Linked DNA regions of Homo sapiens: region 1 is linked to region 2. Evidence: chromatin contacts called from ENCODE Hi-C or POLR2A ChIA-PET data. All regions are on one chromosome and are shown on one strand. Each heading gives the region's core, a stretch centred on a gene start or an enhancer-like site at or near the end of the contact. The rest is flanking DNA. Distances are from core to core; before and after follow the strand shown. Region 1 overlaps LOC124903657 (a long non-coding RNA gene). Region 2 overlaps SYT17 (synaptotagmin 17).

Region 1 (3,503 bases), core at 938-3,437, 80 kb before region 2:
ATGAGTAACCCTCTATCTCCCAGTCCCCTGCAGTTAGGCAGGGCCAAGTGACTGGTTCACCAATGGGCAAGGAGCAAAAGTGATGTGTGCACGATCCTACAGAGGCAATAAAAGCCATGTGTTAAAGAGGCGGGTGGGTCACCTGAGGTCAAGAGTTCGGGACTAGCCTGGCCAACGTAGTGAAACCCCATCTCTACTAAAAATACAAAAAATTAGCCAGGCGTGGTGGTGGGTGACTGTAATTCCAGTTACTCGGGAGGCTGAGGCAGGAGAATTGGTTGAACCCAGGAGGCAGAGGTTGCAGTGAGCTGAGATTGCGCCACTGCACTCCAGCCTGGGCAAAAAGAGCAAATCTCAAAAAACAAAAACAAAAAACAGACAAACAAACAAACAAAACCATGAAACTGATGATCCGCAGCTTCCAAATAAGATCTTAGGAGTTGGATGAATGGGCTCAAGCATGAGCTTTAAGAGGCAAAATGGCGGAGTTTAACTGGTATATGACCTTGTAGAGACATTAGGCTGGTAAGGGAAGAACACCTCATATAACTCCAGTAAGCACACTGCACATTCCACTGCCACCCCCACAAATGTTAGCAGGCCACTGCACATACGGATAGCCCACTCCAAGGGAAGGATCAGGGGAGAAGGGATGCGAGACCCTGGAAGTAGGCCAACATATAAAACCCTCTGTCAAAGGTCAAATGGGACACTTGAGAGGTTAAGTATCACCTCCTAGGACTATTGCCACGATCTCTGTCTTGTAGGGTTTCATGCACTTGGCCCTGCTCCAAGGGTACTCGCCTTCCTTTAATTCCTGCTCTAAAGCTTTTTAAGAAACTTTCACTCCTGCTCTGAAACTCGCCTGTCTCTCCTTCTGCCTTCTGCCCCTCAGCTGAATTCTTTCTCTTGAGGAGGCAGGAATTGAGGTTGTGGCAGACCCGTATGGATTTGCCAGGGTAACACCAGGATGCTGAAGAGAGTGCCTATCATAACCCCATTTTGGAAGACCCCATTGGGACCCTACTGAATAATGATTGAATGCTAACTATGTGCCAGGCCCTGTGCTGGCACAGGGGATAATAGAGTGGTTAGCAGAGCAAACACCATCTTATTGGCCTGCAGTTTACAGTCTGCTGGAAGAGGCAGCCACTTGCCAATAAGCACGCCAGTGAGCACTAAATAACTAACAGAGGGCCAGGCATAGTGGCTCATGCCTGTAATCCTACTTCTTTGGAGGCCAAGGTGGGTGGATCACTTGAGCCCAAGAGTTCAAGACCAGCCTGGACAACATGGCAAAACCCCATTCTATAAGGAACATAAAAATTAGCCGGGCATGGTGGCACACACCTGTAGTTGCAACTACTTGGGAGGCTGAGGGGGGAGAATTGCCCGACCCGGGGAGGTCGAGGCTGCAGTGAGCCGTGATCGTGCACTTCAGCCTGAGTGACAGAGTGGTGAGACCCTGTCTCAAAAAACAAACAAACAAAAAACGAAACTAACAGAGGTAAATGCTTTGAAGGAAAGAAACCAGTTTTTATGACACTGTGAGTCAAAGGGACCTAGTGCAGCATGGGGGAATTAGGGAAGGCTTCTCTGAAATCTTGAAGCTCAGCACACTAGCCCATGGGGGTCTGTTTCAGGGTGTCACCTTCGGGAGCACTTACAGAGTGAAGCTCTGTGACAAATGCTGGACACACACAGTTCTCCTTTGATCATTGCAATAGTCCTAGGAGGTAATACTATTATAATAGGAGCCCCAATGTACAGAGGTGGAAACTGAGGCTCAGAGGGACGAGATCATATGCCCCCAGGGCATTTAACAAGGAAGTGCAAACAGGGATTTGAACCCTCATCTGCTGACTCCAAAATTAACGCTCACTGCATTTCCTTGGCCCTTGCAAAGCCAGCCAAGGAAGTTAGTCATACAGGAAGTAGCCCCTCAGAAGTCCCACAGCAGGAGATCAAAATGAAACAAGCAAGCAGATGTTTACAAGCTGCCTGGAAAAGCCACCCACCACAAGAGCAGGGAATCATTCTCCCTCTACCCCAACCCCTCCTTCAAAGCTCCTAAAAAGCTTCCTTTTTCATTTTTACAGAGTCCCCTCTCCACCCCCTTTTCCCCCAGAGGACTGACTTCATCCTTTCAGCAGATGGGAAGGCGTGGGCTGCCGGCCCTACAGTAGCACAATCACCAATGATGACTTCCCTCCAATCTTAACCCAGATGAAAATGACAGAGACACACCAGCTCTTTCTTCTCTTGGCTTTTCCCGAAGCTTCCCTTTCCATTAGGCCACTGGGGGTTGGCGCCCGAAGCTTCCCTTTCTCACCAGAATAGAAGCAGGAAGTCTTGGGGTAGCTGCGTTGAAATGTTGGCTGGTACGAGCATGTTGTTTTGTTTTTATAGAAGGACTAAACAGATCCCCCACACAGACACAATACACATTCAGAGGCATGATTCCCATATAGATACACATGTGCACACATGCACGCATAGATATACATGCTTGTGAGTCACACACATTCACTCATAGCTAACACTTGTATAGCACTTACTGTGTTCCAGACAGTATCCTAGGTCAGGGCAAACTGTGGACCATGGACCAAATCCTGCCTGCAGCCTCTTCGTGTAAATAAATTTTATTGGAACACAGCGGCTCTGTGTTTAGAGAGAGTCAGGCCAAGGAACAAGTGACCCAGATAGGTCAGAAAGTGACTCTGGGAATCTAGAAGGGTGTGAGCCAGGCCTGGATTGGTTTTGCAAGAATGAAAATGGCTTTCTTGTTTGTTTGTTTGTTTATCATAGAAGTGATATATGCTCACTGTAAAAAGTTCAAGTATACAGAAATGTCTAGGAAAGAAGTAAAGATCTTTGGACACCCCTAGAAACTCAGGCCAAAGCTTCCCCACTTAGCAATCAGGAGTGGGAGAGAGGGGTTGCCCATCCACCCCTGCCTATCCCTTCAGGACAAAAACATCAATTCCCATGACCTCATCTGCCTGCCTTGAGACAGTGGGTGTTGGGGACAATGGCAGGATGTGGACTTCCAATGTAGCAATCTGACATCAGCCTTAGCCTGGAGCTGGGTAGTGCCCATGATCAAAGCCCCTGGAAGGGACCAGTTCAGCTTGTATCAGAGCCATCCTTGGGGTGACTAATAATAATGATTTTGATTGAACATTCACTACTACCAGACACCACTCAAAAGATGAAATTAACTCATTGAATCCTTGTGACCATCCTAGGAGTTAGGTACCCTAATGCTCTTCTTACAGAAGATGAAGCAGGCTCAGAGAGGTAAAGTAATTTCCCCAAGGTCACACAGCCAGGAAACAGCAGAGCCAGAACTGATGTCCCAGTGATCTTGTGCCAGAGCCATGTGCTCTTCCTCACAAGGCTGATGTGATGTTTGGAGGCTGGAGGCTGGAGTATTTAGAATCCTCAGTATACAATTGAGGAAATGAGGTTCTGAAAGGTTGAGTGACTTGCCTAAGGTCATA
Region 2 (3,456 bases), core at 534-3,033:
GCTGAATAATAGTATCCATAATACTTAAAGGCCCTTCTAGAAATTAATAAGAGAAAGACAAATACACAATGATCAAAAAGAAATGAGCAGGGTTTTCATAGATGAGAAAGCATAAGTAGCTGATAACACAACAAGGTGCTCACCTCTTTAGCAGTCAGGGAAACCCAGATTAAACCCACAAGATACCCATCAGATGAGACTAATGAAAAGCCTGACAATAACAGACCAATATAATCCAGTGTGAAATGCAGCTTGTCAGCCTCACTGGGGGCTTATGGAGGAAGGGCATTGCACTCACATAGAAAGTCAACATTTCGGCTGGGCGCGGTGGCTCACGCCTGTAATCCCAGCACTTTGGGAGACCGAGGTGGGCGGATCACAAGGTCAGGAGATCGAGACCATCCTGGCTAACATGGTGAAACCCTGTCTTTACTAAAAAATACAAAAAAAAAAAAATTAGCCGGGCGTGGTGGTGGGCGCCTGTAGTCCCAGCTACTCGGGAGGCTGAGGTAGGAGAATGGCGTGAACCCGGGAGGCGGAACTTGCAGTGAGCTGAGATCGTGCCACTGCACTCCAGCCTGGGAGACAGAGCAAGACTCTGTCTCAAAACAAAACAAAACAAAACAAAAACAACAACAACAACAACAAAAAACCCTAAGTATCTAGCAATAGGAAAATGGTTAATATAAGTTACAGTATTTCAGCCTAATGGAATGTTGTATGTGAACATTTATAATGACACTTATAATGTCTAGATAGTCACATGGAAAATGTGTGTGTAATTCTTTTAGTTTTATTATATTTTATTATTTTATTTTTATTAGTACAAATTTATGAGGTACACATGAAATTTTGTTACATATGTAATATATAGTGATAAAGTCATAGTATTTAGGGCTTCTATCATTCTGGTACAATACATTTTTGTTAAATATAGTAACACTACTCTACTATCAAACATTTATTATTATTATTTTTTAATTGAGACGGAGTCTTGCTTGAGGCAGGAGTCCTGAACTCCCGGCTTCAAGTGATCCTGCCACCTTGGCCTCCCGAAGTGCTTGGATTACAAGCGTGAGTCACCGTGCCCAGCCCCAAACATTGAATTTTTTCCTTCTCACTAACTGTATGTTTGTACCCTTTAACCCACTTCTCTTTATCCTCTCCCCTCTGATCTAAGGGTATTTTTTTTTAAAAGGGTATTTTTTTTTAAAGGGTATTTTTTTTTTTTAAATACCCTTTTTTTTTCTTAAAGGGTATTTCAGAATGTGACTGTATTGTCAATGCAGCTATGCAAATACAGGGTTGAGGTATTGACAAAGACTGGGAAAAAAAGTGAAGAGAAGAAAGAAGAAGAAAGAAAAGGAAGTGAAAGCATTTGATGAAATGTGTAAAGCACTGGCATTGCGGTTGGAGTTTGCTTTTTAAAAAATCCATTTCTATTTTAATGTTGTTTGTGCAGCAGATTAAGAGACAATAGACTTTATCCAACCGGTGAGAGCAAAGGCATAAGGGGGCGCAGAGCAGCTGTGTTTGGGCTTCACTAAAATTTGTGTGCGCACATTTGAAACCCTTTGCTAGGTGAGAGAGAGCGAAAGGACCATAGAGAAGGAGTTCAAAGCAAACCTGTCAGGAGGAGAGCTGGGCTCTTGCTATCTCCAGAAAATGTCTTTTGTCCCAGATGATTTTCTTTGATTTCCTTTTTATTGATTAGAAATTAACTGTGTTGAAAGGCTGCCGGGAGAGAGAATTTTTGTCTGGGTAGAGAGGAGAGAGCTGAGCCACATTTGCCCAAGCCGGCTGCTGGATTCATCTGAGTAATTTACAGATTGTCTATTTTGGTTCTCCCTAGCCCACCCCACGTGGTTCGACCAAATTAAGCGCATCGGGCTCTTACAAGAAAGGAAATGAGGCCTGTTTATTTGTGACATCGCTTCCACAAGGGACGAGGTAGAAGTGGGCCTGTCACCCAGTTCCTTCTCCTGTCTTGGCTTCGATTCTGTGGGGGTTGGATAGGACAGGGGGTGGAACATCGTGCTGACAACCCCTCTCGGCCCGTGGTGTGGCAGCAGCTCAGCCTCTGTGTTGGGGGCTGCACTGCTTGATCTTGGATTTGTTTCTGGTGCTGTGAATATAGTAGTGGACACATGGGCACTTTCTTTGCCTTTATGGAGAAAAAGGTAAGGACCAAGTACCGTGAAGGAAATGACAAGGTGGTGTGATGGGAAATGATGGAGGCAGAGGGGTGTTTTCAACTGAGTGTTAATGGGAAGCTTAGATGAGGAGGTGACTGTTGAGTTGAGATTCCCAGGGAATAGCAAGTTCAAGCCTTGGGGCAGGTACGATCTTGTATTTTTTTTTTTTTTGAGACAGAGTCTCGCTCTGTCGCCGAGGCTGGAGTGCAGTGGCGGGATCTCAGCTCACTGCAAGCTCCGCTCCACCTCCCGGGTTCACGGCATTCCCCTGCCTCAGCCTCCCAAGTAGCTGGGACTACAGGCGCCCGCCACCAAGCCCGGCTAATATTTTTGTATTTTTAGTAGAGACTCGGTTTCACTGTGTTAGCCAGGATGGTCTCGATCTCCTGACCTCGTGATCCGCCCGCCTCAGCCTCCCAAAATGCTGGGATTACAGGTGTGAGCCACCGTGCCTGGCCAATGATCTTGTATTTTTAAAGAATAGAAAGAAGGCAGAGGCGGTTGGTGAGTGAAGTCTCAGAGGTAGGCAGGAATCAAATCATTTGGATCAAATCATTTCGATCCCGTAGATAAATTATTTTAGAGACCATTAGTTCTCAACTGGGTGATTTTTGCCCTCAGTGGACATTTGACGATGTCTGGAGACATTCTGAGACTTTACCACTGGGGAGAGGGGTGATGCCGCTGGCATCCAGTGTGTAGAGGCCAGAGATGCTGCTAAACTTCCTGTAGCGCACAGGACAGCTCCCACAACACAGAATGCTCCAGCCCAAAGTGGCAATAGTGCTGAGGTTGACAAACCCTGTTGTTGACCAGGCTAAGCACTTTGAATTTTATTTTGAGAGATGGAGGGTTTTAAACAGGGAAGTGAGGCCGGGTATGGTGGCTCACACATGTCATCCCAGCACTTTGGGAGGCCAAGGTGGGCAGATCACTTGAGGTCAGGAGTTCGAGACCAGCCTGGCCAGCATGGTAAAACCCTATCTCTACTAAAAATACAAAAATTAGCTGGGCATGGGGGCTCATGCCTGTAATCTCAGCTACTCGGGAGGCTGAGGCACAAGAATCACTTGAACCCAGGAGGCAGAGGCGACAGTGAGCCAAGATTGTGCCAGGGCACTCCAACTTGAGCCACAGAGCGAGATTCCTGTCACAATAAATAAATAAATAAGAAATAAACGGGGAAGTGAGGTAATGGCATGGTTCCGTTTTCTTTTAGAAAACCAGAATATTGGTCTAAATTATTTCAGCTCTGACATTC

What was found. Hi-C counts contacts between places; a loop is a spot of excess contacts on that map. ChIA-PET counts read pairs that join two places held with the same protein, here RNA polymerase II (POLR2A). Pooled maps may share reads with other maps.
Region 1: a map with no recorded cell type shows a loop between it and region 2 (5-fold over the local background). The contact joins two enhancer-like sites. A Hi-C loop is called at or near these places in 1 of 168 maps with a recorded cell type or tissue (HepG2), 11 of 37 single-sample maps with no recorded cell type and 3 of 50 pooled maps. POLR2A ChIA-PET finds 5 or more read pairs at or near these places in 1 of 52 experiments (activated B cell).

Annotation. Positions count from the first base shown.
Region 1 is chr16:19,129,017-19,132,519 of GRCh38, forward strand. The region is part of intron 1 of LOC124903657 (a long non-coding RNA gene); the gene reads left to right. Among named protein-coding and RNA genes, the nearest start is that of ITPRIPL2, 17 kb to the left of the region's middle. RefSeq lists enhancers at 1,849-1,928, 1,851-2,145. Within about 2 kb of position 2,188, at least 24 of the 41 ENCODE cell types and tissues checked have a DNase peak (open chromatin) inside an H3K27ac peak, as active enhancers do.
Region 2 is chr16:19,209,273-19,212,728 of GRCh38, forward strand. The region is part of intron 5 of SYT17 (synaptotagmin 17); the gene reads left to right. Among named protein-coding and RNA genes, the nearest start is that of SYT17, 43 kb to the left of the region's middle. Within about 2 kb of position 1,784, at least 7 of the 41 ENCODE cell types and tissues checked have a DNase peak (open chromatin) inside an H3K27ac peak, as active enhancers do.